Regions from separate parts of the Mus musculus genome. Here region 1 is linked to region 2. The links are chromatin loops, found by intact Hi-C in ENCODE. Cell type or tissue: left cerebral cortex. All regions are shown on one strand. Each heading gives the region's core, and the rest is flanking DNA. Links, peaks and the distances in the headings are about the cores only.

Region 1 (10,578 bases), core at 1,313-9,312, 62 kb after region 2:
TGTGGCTCAAGAAGTGATTTGAAAGTATAAATGGTTTCAGAAAGTATTGTTAAATTCATAAGTGATTAATAAAAATGTGGTAGGCATTAGTGTTGCTGGAATCTTTAGGCTTTTCTTTCCAGTTCATATCTAAGGTGAGCTTTTGGTAATTTCCTTTTTCATATCTACAAGACAGTAGCTGGGTTGTCTGATTACTTGATGCCTTGGTCCCGTCCGATCCAGATCAGGATCCTCAGGCAAAGGAAAAAGTAGATCATGCCTTACTGTTGTATACTAACAGTGGGGACTTTTACAGATTGTAGACTTAATAAGTTCCCTTGTAAAAGTGTTTTTTTAAAAGATGTAATTTAACTAATGTTTAAAACCACCCTGCTACAAAGTGCAGGGAAAATATACTTAGATTCTATTTGGTGCCCTGTGAGTTCTTGCTCGGAGAGAGTTAGAGCTGTACTTTTCCAGTAAGCTGTAATGTAAACAGATGCTGCAGTAACCCTGAATTTTAAGTTTGTTTGTCAACTGGTAATAGCTAGGAATTTATAATCGTCACGCATGCTTGAAAGGAATGGGCATTGAAACTGGTTCTTCTGCAAAAATTGGGACTCCAAGAGGCTGTGTCTCATAAAAAGAGGACACAGAGAAAAATCCTTCTCTTTTTACTGAGGAGACTGTTTGCCTGAGAAATAGAAACCGCAGTCTCCCTTACATAACTTATTGACTAATGCTGATAGCAGGGGCAGTGGGGTTCTTTAGACACCTGATTAAAAGTGCAGTGCTCTCTGATGAGAAACTGTCATAGTTGTGGGTTAGTCTACAGAAATTAGTTCACCTCTTCTCTGTTGTGTGCCCCCCTCCTCCCTAGCTCTCCTTTTTCTCTCACTTTCCTCACTGTCCAGACACAGCCTCTGATCTCCTGTTTCTCTACCAAAAAATCCACGTATCACTGCTTGTCAGTAGCTGAGCTATGGTGTCTGCTTCCTTTTTATCTGTTCCCCTGCTGAGTGGTCCCTCAGGTTAAAGGCATGTCAGATGCTGCCCAGGATACAAATAAAAAATCATTGAACTCTTTTCCCCTTGTTTTTACATGCATGAATCTTGCCTATGCATGCCTGAATCAAATGTGGAAGCCAGAGAATGGCATCTGACTCCCTGGTACTGGATGGTTGTGAGCCACTATGTGGATCCTGGGAACTGAATCCCAGTTGTCTAGAAGAGCAGCCAATAGTTTTTACTGTCTCCAGCCCCCTGTTGAACCTTCTTAACATTTCAAGCTAAGAGCTGTAAGAAAAGGCTGAGAAAGATATTAATAGAATTGAAATTATAGTAGGTAGATGATTACTTTGCTTTTAAAATATGAAACTTTTAAAATCTGCCAATGGTGACACAGTATCTCTCTCTCTCACTGTGTGTGTGTGTGTGTGTGTGTGTGTGTGTGTGTGTGTGCGTGCGTGCGCGCGCGTGTGTGTGTATGTGTGTGTGTGTGTGTGCGCGTGCGCGCGCGCGCGTGTGTGTGTGTGTGTGTGCGCGTGCGTGTGTGTGTGTGTGTGTGTGTGTGTGTGTGTGAGACAGAGAGATCCTATCTTCAAAACAAAACAGGAATCAATTCTCTCAATCATCTAACCTTTGAGAAAAATAACTTTGATCTTTAAAAATAAGAAATACAATCTGGTGTGGTGGTACGTGCCTTTAATCCCACCACTTGGGAGGCAGGTAGAGCTCTGTGAGTTCAAGACCAGCCTGATCTGCATAGCCAATTCCAAGACAGCCAGGGCTTCATAATAGAACCTGTCTCAAACCCAATAAACAAACAAAAGAAATATATGTATTCTCACTTAATGGTAACTATCTAGGGAATGACTAACCACAAAAGCATGCTATATGGCCAGGTTGTGTTATAGTTTCATGCAGCCTAACTCCATATAGGTGGTAGTTCCATTAATATAGCCCTATTCATTTTTAGCCTGGCCACAACGAAGTGAAAAGTACATGAATACCTATTTTTTTGTGACTTGCCACAGCATTAGCCTTGTCTAAAGTCAGCTATAACTTTCCCTATCTTCTCAACAAATTTGTTTCTTTTATGTCCCTGCTGAAATTTATCACAACATAAATATTTCACATTGTATCTTTATTCACAAGCTTAAGATCCACACCCTTCAGAAGCTAGCATCATGCAAAAAGACAAAAGATACTTGGTATGAACCACATTTTTTAAAAAATTAATTTATTTTTTATACTCCATATTTCCTTCCCCGTCCCCACCTTCCAGCTGCTCCACATTCCAGAACCACATCTTTTTTAACATTGTTCTATGCCTAGCCAGTAGGTAAGCAAGAAAAAGGGAATAAAACAGAGGGATTAAAGAGTATGAAATGAAGAAGTCAGTTGTTGGTGATTATGTTTTTAGATAGAACAAAATCTGATCATAAATCATGGGAATCAGAGGATGTTAGAATTAATAATAAACCTTGGGTTAGTAATAGGTTAGAACTAAGTAAATTTAATAAATATTCCAGATAGGTTGTCTAGAAATGGTTTTCCTCTGAGTTAGAAAATGAAGAGGTTAAGTAGATACTGTTTCCAATAGTGTCCTAGTTACTTTGGTGATTCTGTGAGGAAATATGCTGACTAAAGCAACTTGAGGGAGCAGGAACAACAATCTGTCTGGTCACATTGCATCTCCATCTAGGAAGCAGAAAGTGAGCAGGAAGTGAAGCCAGGCTGTAGATGTTCAAGGCTTGTGTACAGTGACCACTTTCTCGAGAAATGCCCAGCCTGCTAAAACTTTACACCTTTGCCAAGCAGTGTTAGCAGCTGGGAACCAAGTTGTTCAAATATGAGCCTAAGGAGGACATTTTAAGACCACAACCAATAACAATAACTACTTTATCAGATCCCACGCAAATTTAGTAGGTGTTCAAGATACCAATATAGAGAACTAATGAGTGTTAATGTCAGCCCAAGTAAGGACTATATGATACTCATGAAGTAAAGATAGCTTTGTGACATTAGTGATCAAATGGGCCTTTTTAGCTTTAGTACAGTTTTAAATTTGGGAATTGACAATGTTTTAAAAGTATAAATGGCAGCTTTCCACAAAGGACCAAAAATATCTAAAGCAGTAATGAGGAACAGAGTAGAAGGCAGAGTCTGGAGGTGGCACCTAGTGTAAAACTGCAATAGAGAAGACACTACTGTTGGGCGAATATTAGCTATACTGACCAGTGGGGAAAAACTCAACTTGTAACAAAAGGTAAACCTGTAGCTTAGCTAAAATAATTTGGACACACAAAGAAAAAACCCCAGGAAGCTTGAACTACCTCTCACCAGATTGCAAATCAGTTTCCGTTTTACTGGGGTGCAGGTGTTCATGGTTAACAGTAGAAAGCTTCCAGAAGACAAAATGAAGTAGTATTTTTATAACTTTCATTGACAAATATCTCTTAGAACACAAAAACATTAAAAGAGAAAAGCATTTTTAATTTGAAATAAAAGAAAAGGAACTTCTTACCATATTATTAACATTGAATAGGCAAGACAGGGACAAGATATTTGTCATATAAATATTTTTCCTTGGGCAGGCGAGATGGCTCAGTGGTTAAAAGTGGACAGAGAACCAGTGCTATCATTTGACCTCCATAGATGTGCCAGGCCTGTGTGTGTTCTTCTAATATAACTTAGGGATTACTTTAAGTATATAGAAAGATCAACACAACAGTGGCGGTGCTACACAATATACACAGCATACAAACTTTTGTATACTGCTGTGGGATTGTAAATGATAGGACACATTTAGAAAGCTATGTGGAGTTTTCCACTAAAGTTAAATATACTTATGACATCGACTAGTCCAACATGGGTTCATGTTCTGTAAAAACGTGCACTGTGTGTACCAGCAAATGTTTAATAGGATGTTCATGTTATTATTTGTAGTAGCCACAGATTCTGGGCAATAAAAATGTCAGTGAAAGAATGGGCAGGTTGAGCCAGGCGGTAGTGGCGCACGCCTATAATCCCGGCACTTGGGAGGCAGAGGCAGGCGGATTTCTGAGTTCAAGGACAGCCTGGTCTACAAAGTGAGTTTCAGGACAGCCAGGGCTACACAGAGAAACCCTGTCTCAAAACAAAACAAAACAAACAAAAGAATGGGCAGGTTGGTAGTTTATACAATAAAGCGAACAAACCATGGTTGATATATAACTGGATGACTCTTAAATATGCATCTGAGTAAAGAGGGCAGGTACATTTCCCAACATGAATTTTGTGATGCTGTTCTTATCAAATCGCAAATCTTATAAAACTAATTTGTAGTATTAGAGATAGATACTCTGCCTGGATGGGAGAAGTCCAAAGGGGACTTTACAGTTAATATTCCATTTTTCAATTTATAATTTATCAATAAATAAGTTAAAGTATATTTAATGAAGTACATTGCTTTTTTTGTTTTTGATTTATTATTTTGAAGCAGGCCTTTTGTGAACATACGATGGCTTAAGTTCCCTCAGACTCACTTCTGTAGACTTGCTTTTATTCTAGGCAACTGTTCCAACTAGTTTTCATAAACTCTGCTAGGAATATGTTTAAATAAATACCTACAGTCTAGATTTGTACTGACTTCTATTTTCCCAGTTTTTAGCTGGCTTTATAATGAATTAATTGTTTTTTAGGTTGTGATAAACTGTGCCATTCCTAAAGGGCTGAAGTACAATCAAGCTACACAGACTTTCCACCAATGGAGGGATGCTAGACAGGTGTATGGTCTCAACTTTGGCAGCAAAGAGGATGCCAATGTCTTCGCAAGTGCCATGATGCATGCCTTAGAAGTGTTAAATTCACAGGAAGCAGGTAAAGTGTCTGTGCTTTCCCAGTACTCTGCAGTGGAAATGCTATGTATATGTTAAAGCAAAACTTTCTCCTCAGCTTTTAAGTCATATATATATATTTTAAATAGTTCCTGTTACTTTCTAGAAAAATGTGAACTCTTTCTTACTTGTTTGTGTTAAAACTATAGTCTATCTGGGCATGGTGGCGCATACCTTTAATCCCAGAATTTTTGAATCAGAGGCAGGTGGGTCTGTGAGTTTGAGGCCAGCCAGGGCTATCTAGAGAAACCCTGTCTCAAAAAGGGAAAAAATAAAAAATAAAAGAGGAGAGGAAGAAAAGAAGAAGAAGCAGCAGCATAGTCTAGAAGCATAATGCTATGAGTTTAATTAGTCTAGTTTTTTTTAAAGCCTCATTTGAATTATCTAGATTAGTTTGTCCTGCTGTAAAAACTACCAGGTCTCTGTGTTGCTCAGGCTAGCCTCAAATTCTTCATTTCAGGCAATCCTCCTGCCTTCTGCTTTCCAAAGTAGCTGAAACTTCAATCATTTTCTTATGCCTTTTATTATTCGCCTTTTATCAAGAAGTACATAGGTTTCTAAAATGTACTTTTCAAGCCACCACTGAGCCTAGGGACTTATATTGAGAGTATGATCTCCTGATGCTTGGCTCTAATGCAATGATTCCATAACTGCAATTTTGCTATTGTTATAAATTGTACTATAAATATCTGTGTTTTCTGATGGTCTTTGTTGAATCCCTCAACCCCCAAAGTAGTTGCGACCCACAGGTTGATAAGATTTGAGGCACACCCTCATCGTCCAAGCCATAATTGGATTCTTAAAACTATATGTTGCTAAGAAGGAAGAATAGAAATAATTCACTTTGAAAAGCTCAAGTATTCAAAACCTTATTATCAGAGATATACTAAATTTTGTTTTGGTTTAAGAAACAGAAAAAGAAATACACAAATGTATGGTTCTCATTAGCAATAAATTTTATGATCAGAAAATGTTATATATGAAAAAAATACAAATGTAGTTACTCCTTCCTGTGTTGTATGTTTGGTAGTGATTTTATTGATATAAATGTTCCGTGTAAAACACATATAGCTTAATGAGGAGTATTACAGCCAGATAAAATATTGATATTTTTTTGATGATATAGAATTCTAAAAATCCATAATAAATGGTATATTTATAGATCTTACTCTGAAGCATGAAAGGTTCAAGGTATCTTAACTCCTTTGCCTGTTTTAAAAATGAATTTTAGAGGAATAGGCATTTTGAGATCTTGCAGAAGGTTCTGTGTGCCATTGTACCTCTATCTGTTTTATATGAAGTTTTCTTTAGGGGGAATTAACATCTGTAAGGAACATATTTGTTTTCATTGGATCTCCTTTGAGTAAATAAGCTGCTGGGACTTACTTTGGTTTGCCTCTTCAAGATGGCGAAGTCTGGTCTCCTGTAAATCATTTCTCCTAATAACTATACTGTCTTTGTCAGCATAGGACTTTATTAGCATATGTTATAGGAATAGTTTACACTGTAATAATTAGGAGACAAGCGAGAATCATAATTCCTGTATCTTAAATAGGCCAGTTACGTAATTTAAAGCGTGTGTGTGTGTGTGTGTGTGTGTGTGTGTGTGTGTGTGTGTGTGTGTGTAGCAGCTTCTGTTCCTGTGTTTGGAACCTATGACCATTTTCATTTCTCAGTTTTCAAATGGGGATACAGTTTAGAACTAAATGTCACTTAGCATAGTTCAAATTATTGTTAATGGTGGTTTTGTCTTGTTATTACCAAGTTGAAACTATTGTTCTTACCAGTGAATAATATTAGTTTGTTTGCCAAATGCCAATGCCCAATAACTTGTTTTATTCTGATCCTGATTGTTTGAAATTCAGTCTTCATGAAGAGACTCAAACTACATTCTTTTACAGAATAATAAACATTAAAAAATAGTTTTGACTCATAAAGTTTTACAAGTGAAAATTAATGGTTTTATTTGCTATAGAAGCATTTTTGGTGTGTACAGTATATAGGATTATTGTTATGGGTAAGTTTGACAATACATTGTCTCTTCTCTTTCATGTTTTCAATTGTAGTGTACAAAATGGTTGAAGTTAGTTATCTTTGTCATGGACCAAGTAAGTCACTGGCAGCGAAGTTCTTGGTTCTATTTTGTTCATTCAAAAAACAAAGCATTAAAATAGTTCATTTGTACATAGCATGATGTATTTATTTACGGAATTACTTTCCTTTGTAAATACCTGAATTTTGATGACATTGTCTTTGAAGCAGAAATATGGGGAAATTTTTTTAAGAATCTAGTGAGTGCCTGGAGAGATGGCTCAGTAGTTAAGAGCACTGTCTCTTCCAACGACCACATGGTAGTTTATAATACTGGAATCTGATGCCCTCATCTGGCATGCAGGCATATATACTGACAGAGCACTCCTATACATAAAATAAATAAATCTTAAAAAAAAATTCCTTAATTGTCATCTGGTGGTGTATGCCTTTAATCCCAGCACTTGCTAGGCCAAAGAAGGTGGGTCTCTGTGACTTCAAGGCCAGCCAGAGCTACAGGAGCCCCTGTCTCAAGGAAAAGGACCTGGAGAGTCCTCCTTGGGAAGGGATGCCTTTCTTATTCAGATTCTCACTGTAGGGGTGGTTTGTCCTGTACCTATTGTTGTTGTGCTGACCCCTCCCATCCACCTAATCAAACACACTCAGTAATTCTGAATACTATCATGGTCTTGTCTTTCCTTGCCAAAGCAATTTGCTTTTAGTTCACAGCCATATGTGTGTGTGTCTGTGTGCCTGTGTGTGTAATTTTTAAAATCATCTTCTGTATGCAAGCTTTTGGAAAGCTTGACTCTTTTGCAAACAGTAGCCCAACACACTTGACCAGAAGCAAAAGAACAAATATATTCATGAAGGTAGAGCTGTTATGTACATCCATCTGCCTGATTCACAGATTTTTGTCTCTTTCAAGTTTTTATTAGTATATATTAACTGTACCGAATAATGGATTGAGTGATGTTGATATTTTCATAATACACATAATATACTTTGACCATACTAATCTCCATTACCCTCTTTTTTTTATTTAATTTTTATTTATATGAGCACACTGCTGCTTCAGACACACCAGAAGAGGGCATCGGATCTCATTACAGATGGTTGTGAGCCACCATGTGGTTTCTGGGAATTGAACTCAGGACCTCTTAAAGAAAGAGCAGTCAGTTTTCTTAACCACTGAACCATCTCTCCAGCTCTCTATCACCCTCTTAGTTTTTACTCTTGTACTGCCATTTTTCTTCCTTCTTTCTGCCTTTCCTTCTTCCTTCTCATTCGCTCGCTCTCCCTTCCTTTCTTCCTTCCTTCCTTCCTTCCTTGGTGCTAGGAGTTGAACTGAATCCAGGGCCTTGCACATGCTGGGCAAGCACTCTACCACCAACTACATCCTCAGCCTGGTTTACCACTTTATAAAGCCATGCCCCATACTCACTGTTACTGGTCTTATTTTTCTTATGTATACTGTTAACTTGAGGATCTGCCATTACCATTATCAGTAAATCCTTAGTGATTCTCAGACTTAAAGGTCATGGACATCTTCGTTCAAACAGAATCTTTCTGCAGCTCAGTACAAATGGACCAAAAGTCCGGAAGAGGTGGCAAGGGGATGTCCTCTGATTAATGTGGGGCAGGGATCACAGCCACTGAGGGTCTGCATAGCTCTCCACCGCATGGTTTAGCTCTGTGCTCTCTTCTGCTTGAGCCAGTGATTCTACAGTTCTTTCTCCCTTTTTGGCTGCCATTTTTCAAAGCCCTCTTTTTTTTTTTATTTATTTTTTTTTTTTAAAGAAAAAGAATGCAGTGTTTTGGACTCGTCATTCTAACCTTTACAAGCTGTACTTGCATATATGTGTGTGTTTCATATTTTCAGTTTTTTTATGAAAAGGTGGGTGGCAGGAATGTTTTCCTTTATTTTGTTTTTAACATGGTATGCAATTATCTAATATACTGGAAAGTACAGGAGGTGCTAAATACAGTGTGTTATATTTGGAATTTAAAAAAAAAACAGGAATCACATGTTCTATCATTTTTTTTAAAGGCGATGAATTAGTGCTCCTGCTTTTATACCAAATGCTACAGTATAACTTTCCTTCTCACCTATGGAAGTTGTCTCAGTTTAAATTAATGTATTCTATAGACCAAACAACAATCTTTATTTCTATATTTGCTTATCAAGTATATTTATAGGCTTTTGTAGATAATAGCTGTGGCTTATGTAAGCTACAATGCCAGTCCTGTTGATGGCTGGTTGAGGTGAATTTGCACAGCCTTGTTGCATTTTTGTACATGGTTTAAATTGTTTGAAAATAGGAAATATGTCTTTAAATTCATTTTAAAGAAAGAAAATGTCATGCTAGTTAGATTATTCTGGTTTTGTTCAACCATGATTAAACATAGCTTACCAAAAGAAAAACCTCAAAATATTTTTTACTATTAACTAAGGACTGAGTTTGTTGGTTTGTTTTTTAACTATTGTGAAAGAACAGAGCGAGAGATAACCTTTCTATGGTTAAAGTTTTCATCAGATTTATAATAAATTTTGGTTCTATTAATTTTTTAACATAAACTTGGCAAATGTTACTTCCTTGAGCCTTAGCGTTATTCTCAGCATTATGTGCTGTCTTTGTTATGCTTGGAATTGGTAGGATTTTCAAAACCCCCAAATATCTCAAATTCTTGGAATTTTTTGTTTTTGTTTTCTTTTTGTTTTTTTGTTTGGTTGGGGGCTTTGTTTGTTTGTTTTGAAGCAGAGTCTCTGTATAACCCTGGCTGTCCTGGAACTCCCCTATGAAAAAAGCCCTGGCTCTGAACTCAGAGATCCTCCTGCCCGTTACTTCCTTTGTTGGGGTTAAAGTCATGCTCCACTGTGCCACACCCTCGACTACTTTGTCGCCAGTGGCAGTTTTAATTTGTGTAGTCTTGTAGCTGCTGAGATTAATATGAACAATACTAAGCTTATCATCTCAAAGTTTTATCCATAATGTCCTCTGGCTCACCTGCTCTTTGACATGTCACTGTCCAGCGGTCTGCTGATGCCCTCATTTTGTCACTGCTGCAGTTTGAGGCCGGGCTTCATCGCTTACCTGTGGTGCTTCTGATCCTCTTCTAGGATAAACCTCACTGGCAATTTTTATAGAAACCCTGTGAGTTTAGTGATATTGTTTTAGAAGTAAGATTTGGGCTCAAGGTCAGTAGATTGGCTCGCCCTAGGACCTACAGCCAGACAGTAGATCTTAAGATCTTATTTCAAAATTCAGATAAAAGATAAATAAATGGATCTTTGGGGGGAGGGAGAGAGAGAATGAGAATTTCTAGCTTTTGAAAAAGAACAGGAACTACCGAATCAAACTTTCATTTTCTGTTCCCTCTCTTATACCTCAAAGCCTAAATTTTTGTTCAGTGTGACAAACGTTTTCAATCCGAAAGTGATTTGGGCGAGTAAGTTCTCATTCTGAAAGAGAGCGATTGGGTGGCGGCACTGGACGACCTGTCTCTAGATCGCTCTTCTGGGTTTCCCTTAGTCCTACTCTTGCCCTGTTTTCTTGGTCCTCCTGTTGACCCACAAGAATGTGTTGAGTTGTGAGCTGGAATTGGGGCAAGAAAGTGACCGGTTTCTAGAACCACTTAAAGCTACTGCTATCATTTGTTCAGTTCGGCTTTAGCTTTTAGCATTTGT
Region 2 (10,578 bases), core at 1,784-9,783:
TAACCATTTCCCAAAGCACGTGGCTGGATCATTGTCTAGAAATGGAGCCCACGTTCACCAACGCAGTCATGGCTAAATTTCTGTAGAAAGAATGCACCGTACTATCTAGAATGTGACCTCTACCAGTTAACTAACACAAATCCATTCTGGCTGTGGGGATCATCTGCCAAGGCTAAGCACTGTCCAGCTAAAAGCAGAAATCTTTCTTCTGCAAAGGAAGAAGTGAAGTTACTGAGATAGACCCCAGTTCAGCAGGGAGAGGGAGGAGAAATGGAGAGAAAGGGAAGACATTTAAAATTGGAAAGGCCAATAGTTTCTTCTGTGTCCTGGTAGTAATTCTGAACTGCAATGATATGCTGGCAACTAAGGTTGAAAGAGGAATAATAAAGATATTTAAAAAACAAAACAAAACAAAAAAAAAAAACCCTTGAATCCTGCTGAGTGTTGCTTTCTACATTATTTTCCTACCATGTTTGGGGGATGTGTAGTGGTTGGGGGAGACAAACATTTTACTGTGAATACAGTACTGCTACATGCAATCATAAGAATAAAGTTCACTCCATATTCCTTTTCCACTTTCACCCCTCCCAGGTAATCCAAGGAGAACTTAAAGGGATGAGGAGGGGGAAGGCTTTAAGCTCTTAGCAGTGATCTTCTGATGGTGGAGAAGCTTCAGTCATGCTTCCTCTTCATGTCCATAAATGGAGACCAAGCCTACTGATGCTATCAATTTAACCAAGGCTGGCTCGGGGGAAGCCCTCAAAGCCAGACTGACTCCCATAGCTGGCCTAGGGGCAGCAGAAGCTTGGTTCCTCTCATTCCCAGTAGTGTGGGTCAATCTGCTACACCAAGCTGGGGTAAAACATCTCAGAGAGAGAAAGTTGAGCTCTACTGTGTTAGGAAGGAAGTTCGAGGTGGGAACGTAGCTAGTGGTTGAGAACACCTAGCTTAGCATGTGAAAGCAGGGTTAGATCCCTAGCACATGCATGTGCACAACACACACATGCATTTCTTCTGAATAGTGTCTTCCATATCTTAGGGGAGCTGTCTATTCACTCACTGATTCATTCTTCCATTCACCTTTCAAACATCAGGTCCCTACGTGTTGGTCCTGGCACTGTGTTCGAGTATAGTATGGAGCTGAGATCATTTCAAAGACTTCAATGATTCAGTCACGCCAACTTTATTTTTAAGCAAAAGTTTAGGTTTATGAGGAGAGAATCAGCTGTGGGAAGTCAGTATGATGTGGGAGGAACAACAAGGTACCAAGAGATGGAAATCCTGGGTTTGAGTTTCAGTTCTACTACAAAGGCACTATGAGGCAATGGGCAAGTTACTTAACCTATCCGATTTCACATTCTTCTTCTAAATGACTGAATGACTTAAGATATCTCCCCTCTAAAATTCTTTCATTCTATATAGTAACACAGTCCATTGAAGTTTCCCACGTGACCAGAATTAGTCTTGTTTCTAGCTCAAGTTTCCATTTTGTCCTTTCAATGTTAGACCAAATATGAACAAGAAGTAACATTTTGTTAGAGCGAACAAACCGTCTTTCCACAAAATGACCTTTGGAGGTCAGGCTGGCCAATGCAAGATCTAAATCCGAAGGCAATGGTGTGACCAACTTGTGAGCTGGCAAGCTGCCATTAAAAAGAATGGAAATGGGTGTAGGCAGCCAACATTCTTGGCTGGTACATTTTTAATAAACACAGAAAACAAGAATAGCATTTTCCTCTTGGATCACTTAATTTGGTACTCATACCATGGGGACATCAGCTGTTAGCATAAAGATGATGGTGATTTCGTTAGATCAGGATGGGATTAGCTAGCAAAAATGAGAAGCAGGTTATGATGTCATTCGCAAGGAATTTTTATTGGTGTTTCTTGTCTCTGACAAGAGATAGTTTGAGTCATTACAGCAGTATCTCCACCTCTTCTGGTGGTGGTAAGGCTTTTATCTGAAACCTAAGCTCTGTTGTACTTACTATATTGGTATGAATGAACTAAGGAGAGCTGGGGTGACTTCTGGCTGAATGTGTCTTAATTCTTTCCCCAAGAAGATTCAATAGGCATTAGTGCTTTTTTTCCTCTTTCTAGACATTAGTTAACTTGTTGAATACTTGAGGTGCAAGCATTTTATACAGATGCCCTTTATACAAAGGCAGTGCACCTCAGAGCTGAGATGTTTTTCTAATCACGGCTATTGTACTAATAACACACGAGGTTGTTTGAGATGTATATTTCTGTCTCTTCTCGTAATATGGGCAACAAGGACATTTGGCTGACAGGGCTGTTTTCTCTTCAGTCCTTGGAGATCCTTGAATAAAATGCTCTGTGATGGCAAGCTGTAATTAGCTATGTGGGTGGAAATTAGTGTTCTTCAAGTACACCATGTTTAGAGCAGAGGCACCGTGCTTTTTACTACCCGAGGCCACCCTGGTCCTGTGCCACAGCTCTAGGTCACTGCTTCTTGCAGGGCTTCCTTCCAAAAAGCAAACCGCCTTTGTTGAGCTCTGAAACCAGGAGGCTTTTCATAGTTAAAACAGGTTAAACTGTTCTCCAGACAATTCAGGCATTGACCAAGGATGGATAGGATACGTTAGCTTGTCATTTGAAAGTGCCCAGAATGCCAGCTTTCATAAGTATCTTTAGAACCGCAGCTCATTTTATATGGAACATCAAACTTTTGAATGGATTCCTGCAGTATTGCTAGGTCCTCCATTTTGGATGTAATAGAAATCGGGTAGCTGCAAAAACCCTTTCTAACCTAGTCTAGGCATCTGTATACTGCGCACGAAAGCGGGCTCTCAGTTTTTAAAAAATTTTATTAGATCATTGGATTTGCTGTTTTTCATTCTACACCCCCCGCCCCAAATTCGGGCTTCTCAGAGGCCTCCTGCACCATCTGACTAAACCATTCGCTGCGTTAGTATTTTCTATCTACCTTCTCAAGGAGGTGAGCTCCAGACTAGGTGAAAGACAGAGCATTTAAAATTATCCTCAGTTTCCATCCCTCCCCGCCCCCGGCCGGGATTCCCTTTCAGCTGGTGACGACAGAAAGGGTTCCACGGGCTGCGTCTCTCGCGGCTGCACAGGGTTCCGCGTGCCTCGGGCCACCGCGTTTCCCGACACCGATGCGTTAGCTGTGTGTGTGTGTGTGTGCGCGTTTATGCGCGCGTGTGTTTGTGCAGTCATCCCAGTACTGTGCGCGCGTCGGCCGGATCCCCAGGTCCAGCACGCTCGGGGGTCCTCGGGAATCCGGGGGACGACGATGGCCACGTTTTGCGTGTTCGGAACTCTCCTACATCCCGCCTACATCCCACGGGTGGGGGTGGGTGGGAGGGAATCACATCGCGGCGGGGACGCGCAGAGGGGGATGCCGGCCCGCGCGCCCTGGTCCTCTCCGCGATCGCGCCCGGCTCGTCACGCCCCCCCCAACCCCCCCACCGCGGTTCGCTCCTCACCTCAGCCTCCGGGCTGCGGGAAGGCCGCGGCAGGAGAGCGCGGTCAAGGGCAGAGCGGGCGCCGAGCCCCCCTCCGACCGCGGGGGGCGCGGAGCCGGGTGGGCGGCAACAAAGGGCCGTGGCCGCACCGCCGCCTCGCCTCGGCCGCCGCCCCGCAGCCCCCTCGTGCGCAACGCCCCTCGCCCCGGGAGGGAGGGGGAGGGGAGCGGGCGAAGCGGGAGCGGCGGGGGCGGCGGGAGGAGGGCGGCGCCTGCGTGCTCCTCCGCCGCCCCGCCCCCGGCGCCCCGCGGCGAGCCCGGCTCTCCTCCCGCGGCTGCAGCAGCTGCCGGTTCCTCACGGCCTCGGCGGCGGCGGTGACGGCGGCGCGCTCGGAGCGGCCTCTGGAGCGGCGGGCGGGCGGACGGACGGACGGACGGACGGGCGCGCGGCCCCGGCGGCTCCCGTCTGAAGCGGCGGACGAGGCTCGGCGGGGAGGAGGCGGCGACGCAGGCGGAGGAGGCGGCGGCCGCCGGGGACCCGCTCGGCGCCTCGGCCCCGTGCCCCGTCCCCAGCCCGTGGTCGCTCGCGCTCGGCGGGCCGGCGCCTCGCCTCTGCGCGCGGAGATGGTGTAGCCCGGCCGCCGGAGCCGGAGCCGCCTCTGCTCGCGCGTCCCCGCGGCGTCCGCCTCCCCGCCTGAGAAGAGACCCTCCGCTCGGCGGCTCCCGCGCCGGGGAAGCCTCGGCGCCGCCGGCACCATGAGGTGAGGGGCGCGCGGGCCGCCAGCCATTGTGCCGCGGCGCCGCGACCGCTCTGCGCGGACCCGCCTGCCCCGGCCCGCGGCGCCGGCTCGGCTCTCCCGGCTCTTTCTCGCTCCCTTTTGTCCCTTCGGGTTTCTCCGGTCCAGCTGCCCTGCCCAGCCGCTCTGATTTGGGGGAGGGGGCTCCTCCCGGTGTCCCCCTCCGATGCTCTTCTTTTACCCAGGATTTCCCTTCCTCAATTCAATATGCCAGCTCCCTCCCTCCCTCCCCCAGCCTGGGTTAACGAAACCCAGGAGATGGGGAGGGGCTCGGTAGTCGTAGCGTGCTCGTTGCCGAGAAACAGGTATTTTCCGTACATCTGTAAAAATTCTCTGCACTTTTAGTACAAAGCTCTAGTGTTTAATTAAAAGGGGGGTGGGGAGGAAAGTTTGGAAGGTTTGAAATCTCTGCGGGGAATAAAGTGCCTCTGGTAGGGGTAAAGCGGAGGAGCGGGGAAAGGTGAACATTTCTCGATGGTGGGGGAAGGGAGAGCATTTACTAGGTTTCCTCTGGCGGGGGACAGTGTGAGGCTGGGATAAGTTGGTTGAGGTTTGTAAGCCCGGGCGGGGGAGGGTTTTGTTTGGAAAGCCCTTCTCTCCGGTTCGTAGCAGCCTGTGTTGCATTGCAGCAGAAGCGGCCGCGTTTCCCTTCCTCTGTAATCAATACAATTATTTATTTATTTTTCAGCCCCAAAGGAAAGTCTTGGATGTACCGTGGTGAAATGCTTTTTGATTGATACGGTGAAACATATGGTGTGATGTTTTTTAATTTTTGTCTCTCCAGTTGTGTAGGAGAATAAACCATGATGTGGTGTGTCACTCATTGGCGACCACCCACCCCAAGCCTTTCCTAAGGTTGTTTTGTGTCCATAACCTCCCGCTTTTGGATTGGTGCAAGACTTAGTGAGAAATAGGACCTCGTAGACTGAAGGCTGATGCATTTTGCGTACTCATCCTTAAAGGCCTCCCTTTTAGGTTAAACAATTGTGGATGAAGTAAATTCCTCCGTTTCTTCCTCCCTCCCGAGATAGTCTTTCAGTTCATTTGGATTTGAATCTCCTTTGTGTTAAAGATTAATGGCCGACGGTTGCCAAGACCTTTATAATGTAATGAAATGAGATTTGAATAATATCTTCAAATTCCTTCTCTTTGGCCTGAAAATCTTGTCATTGGAATTTCCCCCCTTATTTCTGTTTGAAACTTTAGCTTTTATATCCCCCTCCTCAAAAAAAAAAAAAAAAATCAGGGTTGAACACAGACCCGTTACAATTTTAAGTATATTTTTGTGCTGTGTTTACTTAAGCTTACTATGAATTTTTCTGATTCTGGGTGACAGATCTTTATGTTAGTGTTAGATTTTTGCCAAGTGACCCCTTTTCCTGGGTGATTTCATACAACTTATTTCAAATGTTTAAAAAGTAATTAATGGCATAGAAATCAAGATTAATCTTTGTAAAATGCAAGTTGAGAAACCTGTTATATTTTTGTGCATTTTTGCTAAGCTACTGGTGGCCTTGAAAATTCAGGAACTGTTAAAAAACATGACTGTTCTGTCAGGTAATATTACATACTGTTGATTGTACTTTAGTGACATAATGCTATATAGGTCTTGCCCAACAAGTTAGTAGTTAGTAGTTTTTTGGTTTTTTTTTTTCAGACTTGCAATAATTTTCTTAAAACATTAAAAGGACAAAATAAAGCAGGGTATTTTAACATTTGATCAAAGCTATTTGAAAGCTTGTGAACAAAATATATTCAAGTTTGAAGTATTTAGTAAAACTTAAATCATACACTGTCTCAGTAAGTTATGTCTGGACTTAGAAGTTCTAGCTTCTAGCGAAATATAACTAATGCTTTGAAAGCTGTTTTCTTGCCATATTTCTTACTAGCTGTAGAGATAGAGAAATCACACTGACGTTTTCCCAGTGGTGTAAATACAGAACATTCCCCCCAGGTCTGAGGAGTTTGCGCAGTCTACAGTAATTCTTTGTAGGCTGATTTTGAATAATTTAAGAGCAGAAAAGAGGATCAGCTAGTTTTTCACTTTGAAGGGCTTTGTAGAGTCGCTCTTGAGCAGTTCCTAAGAGGGTGAGGGTAGGGTGGTTTGGTCTGAGGTAACCTCAGATGCTGTAGGAACTAAAAGTTAACCTTTTCATGGAATGACAACCCCCCCCCCCCCAGATCCCCCAACCCAGAAACAGAGATATTGAAGAGGGCATTTCCATTAAGTTGGTCGGAACTCTGAGGCAGTAAGTATCTTACAGAATTGAGTATTTGTGGTAAGATCTCTCAGATGTTTTAAGTTTAGGAACAGTGTGTTTTGTCACATAGTGTACTCTTATACAGTAGGCAACTGTGCGTTCCTGAAAGTCTAAAGACACAATCTACATGTAAAGTGCTGTGTATAGAGTTATTAGATCTTGATTAGAGGTGAGCAGTAATAACAAGTGGTCTAGGATTTACAAAGGACAGTGAACCAGTTGAGGGGGGAAAAGCTACAGGCCAAAAAATACCAAACTGGTATCTGTAGTAGCCTGTTGAGTTTGGTTCTGTACTGTTTTTCTTGTCATGTATTAGAAGCATGGAAGATTCTTTATGATTGAAGTATGTATGGGATGGTATTTTTTTTTTTAATTTTTATTTTTTTGGTTTTTTGAAACAGGGTTTCTTTGTATAGCCCTGCCTGTCCTGGAACTCACTTTGTAGACCAGGCTGGCCTCGAACTCAGAAATCCGCCTGCCTCTGCCTCCCAAGTGCTGGGATTAAAGGTGTGCGCCGCCACACCCGGCTGGGATGGTATCTTTTAAAAACTAGTTGATCACTCAAAATTTTATGTCTTTCTTTTTTTAAAGAGAAAGAAGAACTTATTATTAAAATAGTTCCCTATAGTCTGGTTTCTAGGAAGAGCTCAGAACATTTTAGATTGGCATTTTTGTGCCATAGTGTATGACCTTGGCTACTGTAATGCTAGATACTCAGAGTTTCTCATATAAAAAAGGCAAAGTGTGGTTATGAGGATTCGGCCAAAGCTACTTACTGAGTGACCTTGACTAAGCATATAATTTCACAGACACAGCACACAGCTTTACGATATATGTGTGTGTGTGTGTATATATATATATATATATATATATATATATATATATATATACACACACATACACATATATATCAGTATAGATATATAAAGCTGTATGTAGTTTATTTATTTGCTTTTTGAGACAGAGCTCATGTATTTTATGCTGGCCTGTGACTCTATTGTATAACTGAGAATGACCTTAATTCTGATTCTCCTGTCTTCACCACCAGAATGGTAGGATTACAGACTTGAGATGGCATCCACAGCTCTATGCTGTATTGGGGATTCTACCCAGGGCTTGCTGGATAAACATTCTGCCAACAGAGCTCGTCTGTGCCCCAGCACATACCTAGGTGACTCTTCACCCGGTTGTGAGGACCAAACATAGAAGGTGCTTTGTGTGCTTCCCTTGTTTTAAGACGCAAACTTCTTTTAGACTAGTTGTACAAAACTTTTGGGCAATTTGCTTCACTGTTGACCTTATTTAAGGATGTCAGCTACGTTGCCCTTTGCTGATGTGGTCCAGTAGGTTGTGGCTAACATGCAGATAAGGGCAATGATACATTTCTGCTGGATTGAGGAAGAATGCCATGTATTCATTAGTAATGTTTGCTTGACACATGGGTCCAGAGAGTGGTTTCAGGAAGGCTACTTATTAAACTGTTCTATGCCCAGCCTTACAGGTTAGGTGAGGAAACTGTTTTCTTTTCCGTTTTCTTTCTGTGTATATGTTTAGTCTTTGAAGTTTTTTTTATGGTTTTGCTACCTTAATTTATAGTAATGATGAATTTAAAATACATATACAGGTACAGTGAAGGGACAGAGAATTCTGTCTTGTTAATTGAGCATATTGGTAAAAAGTAATCCTATTCTTTCACAGGGTGGTAGTGTCAAGATTCATATCCAGGAAAGGGTGCAAATGGTAGTTTCCACTTTCATGGTTTGCCATTTATGCTTGTAGCTGTTGGGTATGTGACTCTTTCACAGATATTTATTTTACAAGTAACTACATATTCAGGTTTTGTTTGTTTGTTGTGTTTGTTTTTTCAGGACAGTTTTTATTAAATATGTAACTCTGGCTGTCTTGGAAACTCACTGTGTAGACCAGGCTGGCTTCAAACTCAGAGATCCACCTGCCTCTGCCTCCTTAATGCTGGGATTAAAGGAGTGCGTCACCACTGCCCGGCCATCTTCAGGGTTCTTTTTGTTTGTTTGCTTTTTTTGTTGTTGTTTTTTTGTTTGTTTTTGAATATCAGTTTTATAGTTTTTAAGTGAATAAACCTTGAAAATATGTATGGATAAGTAGATACAGCTTATTTAACTTTATGTAATAGTCAGGGGTTTGGAATAAGCAAAGCACTTAGGCAGGTACTATTTGGGCTGTACAGAAGAAATTACATTAGTTGCTTTAATATTTTATCTTACAGACAACTTTAAGAGCAGGGTGACTGTACCTTTCTGAATACCCAGCTTTTATTTTGAGAGTAAGGAGGTATTTGGAAAAGGAGATGCTAGTTTTATGGGGTCAAGGGGTGGTAAATACTTAGGCCCTTATGTTTCTTCTCCCCCAACCTCTTCTTTGAAACTGATTGAATTGAGAAGAAGTAAAGGCTATAAAGATAACTGAGTTGAGGTACCACAGGAGATGCCTCTAAACATAAGCTTCAGAACTTTGCTTTATGGAAAAACACAAAGAGCAAAGAGGCTTCCTTGTAACAGCTTAGTAGTCCCAAACTGCCTTTTTTTACCCCACCCTAAGTTGTAAAGGATCTAATAGTCTACTCTCAAGTCCTCCACTAGCCCAAGGTTCTGTATCTTCATATTCAAGTTACCAGCAAACCACTCGGCATACTGTGTGTGTGCCTCTGACTGGCATTCTCTTAGAATCCTTTAGAACCTTCCGTACTGACAGTCACAGCCACAGCTTTGGAGTGCCTGTAACATTCTAGAGCTGTACTGGGTACAGCTCTGGTAGGATGTATAGTATTTTCAGGTACCGGTATTAATAAAGTTACTTAAACAAAAACCAGCAGCACTACTACTACTACAAGAATGGATGTAGAATTTGTATCTCACACGATACCAAAGCTCAGAAGCAGCCAGGGCCTCAGAATCAGGTTTGTTTATCTCCAGAGCTCTTTGGACCATATTTCTTTGACTTCATTGTAAAATACTAAATTAATGGAAGAATAATTCTGTTTTTTTTAGTGTCTGATCAGAGATTTGAATTTGAGCAACTGACTTATGAATCTCTTGGTTCAGCTTGTTTCTGTATCTCAGTGCTTGAGATACCAGTTTGGTAGTTTATGATGTTCTCGACAGAAGAATTATTTTCTCAAAGCTGGAGAGGGGAAGTTTAGGGCCAGTGGGGCCTGGTGAGGGTTCTTTGTTGTCATTTGGGGGATGAGACTAGGGTTAGGGATGGATAGAGATTTTTTTTCTTCCTTAAAAAGCCATCAATCTCATTGTCTTAGAGGTCACTTAACTGTAGTTCCCTCCTAAAAGCTCTATCTCCAAATGAGTTACACTTGGCACACAAAATGGACTTGGTAAGAAAGAATGAATCCTCTATTTCTAGGAACATCTAACATCTTACAAGCTTATGCTAAGAATTTGAAAAGCCATGTAAAGTGTTAAGCTGCTTTAGAAAACTTTAGAAGTTCCTCAAAAATTCAGGCCATCAACAATATAAATTGGGAGGACGCAATTCAGTCTAAATAGCAGAACATACTTGCATGTTGGTGGAAAAAAGGTAATCTCTAATGCTTGTACTAATCCTAGATAGGCCTTTTAAAATGTAACTACAGAAATAATCTACTAAAGAAAGTATGTATGGGGGAGGTAATATACCTAAGTCACTTGGATTTCCAGAAATATATTCATATTGGGAAGCTTCCATAACAATTTTAACTCAACATACAACTTTCCTGAAGACTCCTTTTGATGTGAAACAAATGTATATGTATCTAAGGGTTGAGTAAATGATACGGTGTGAAAATGGCATGATATAAAGAATACAGATTTTGAAGTCAATTCCAGATTCAGATTCTAGATTTGATATTTACTCACTGGTTTGTAAGTATTGTAAACTATTGATTTGTATTTCTTCTGTAAAGTTGTAGTAATGTTTACCTTGCAGAATTGTTAGAAAAATTAAATAAGGCTCTGTCTGGCATAACACTTGGTACACAAAATGGCCTTGATAAGAAGGAATAAATCCTCTTTCTAGGAAAGTCTAACATCTTATAAGTTTATGC

The links. Peaks named below come from ENCODE experiments on the same cell type or tissue, not always from the same donor. Only the 100,000 strongest peaks of a DNase experiment are listed, where the experiment ranks them.
Region 1: it touches region 2 in a loop (1.9-fold over the local background); 2 of 42 quality-filtered maps call a loop at or near these places.

What each region holds. Positions count from the first base shown.
Region 1 is chr1:181,950,658-181,961,235 of GRCm38, reverse strand. It overlaps Enah (ENAH actin regulator), which reads left to right. Exons shown (of 15, transcript NM_010135.3): 3 at 4,665-4,842. Among named protein-coding and RNA genes, the nearest start is that of Enah, 64 kb to the left of the region's middle. In left cerebral cortex, for the core only: no CTCF peak of the experiment used is centred there; no DNase peak of the experiment used is centred there.
Region 2 is chr1:182,013,158-182,023,735 of GRCm38, reverse strand. Enah (ENAH actin regulator) reads left to right here and starts at 3,756. Exons shown (of 15, transcript NM_010135.3): 1 at 3,756-4,206. The coding sequence starts at 4,202. In left cerebral cortex, for the core only: no CTCF peak of the experiment used is centred there; DNase peaks (open chromatin) are centred at 3,057, 3,785, 4,722, 5,110 and 1 more place; H3K4me3 peaks cover 3,247 bases; H3K27ac peaks cover 2,637 bases.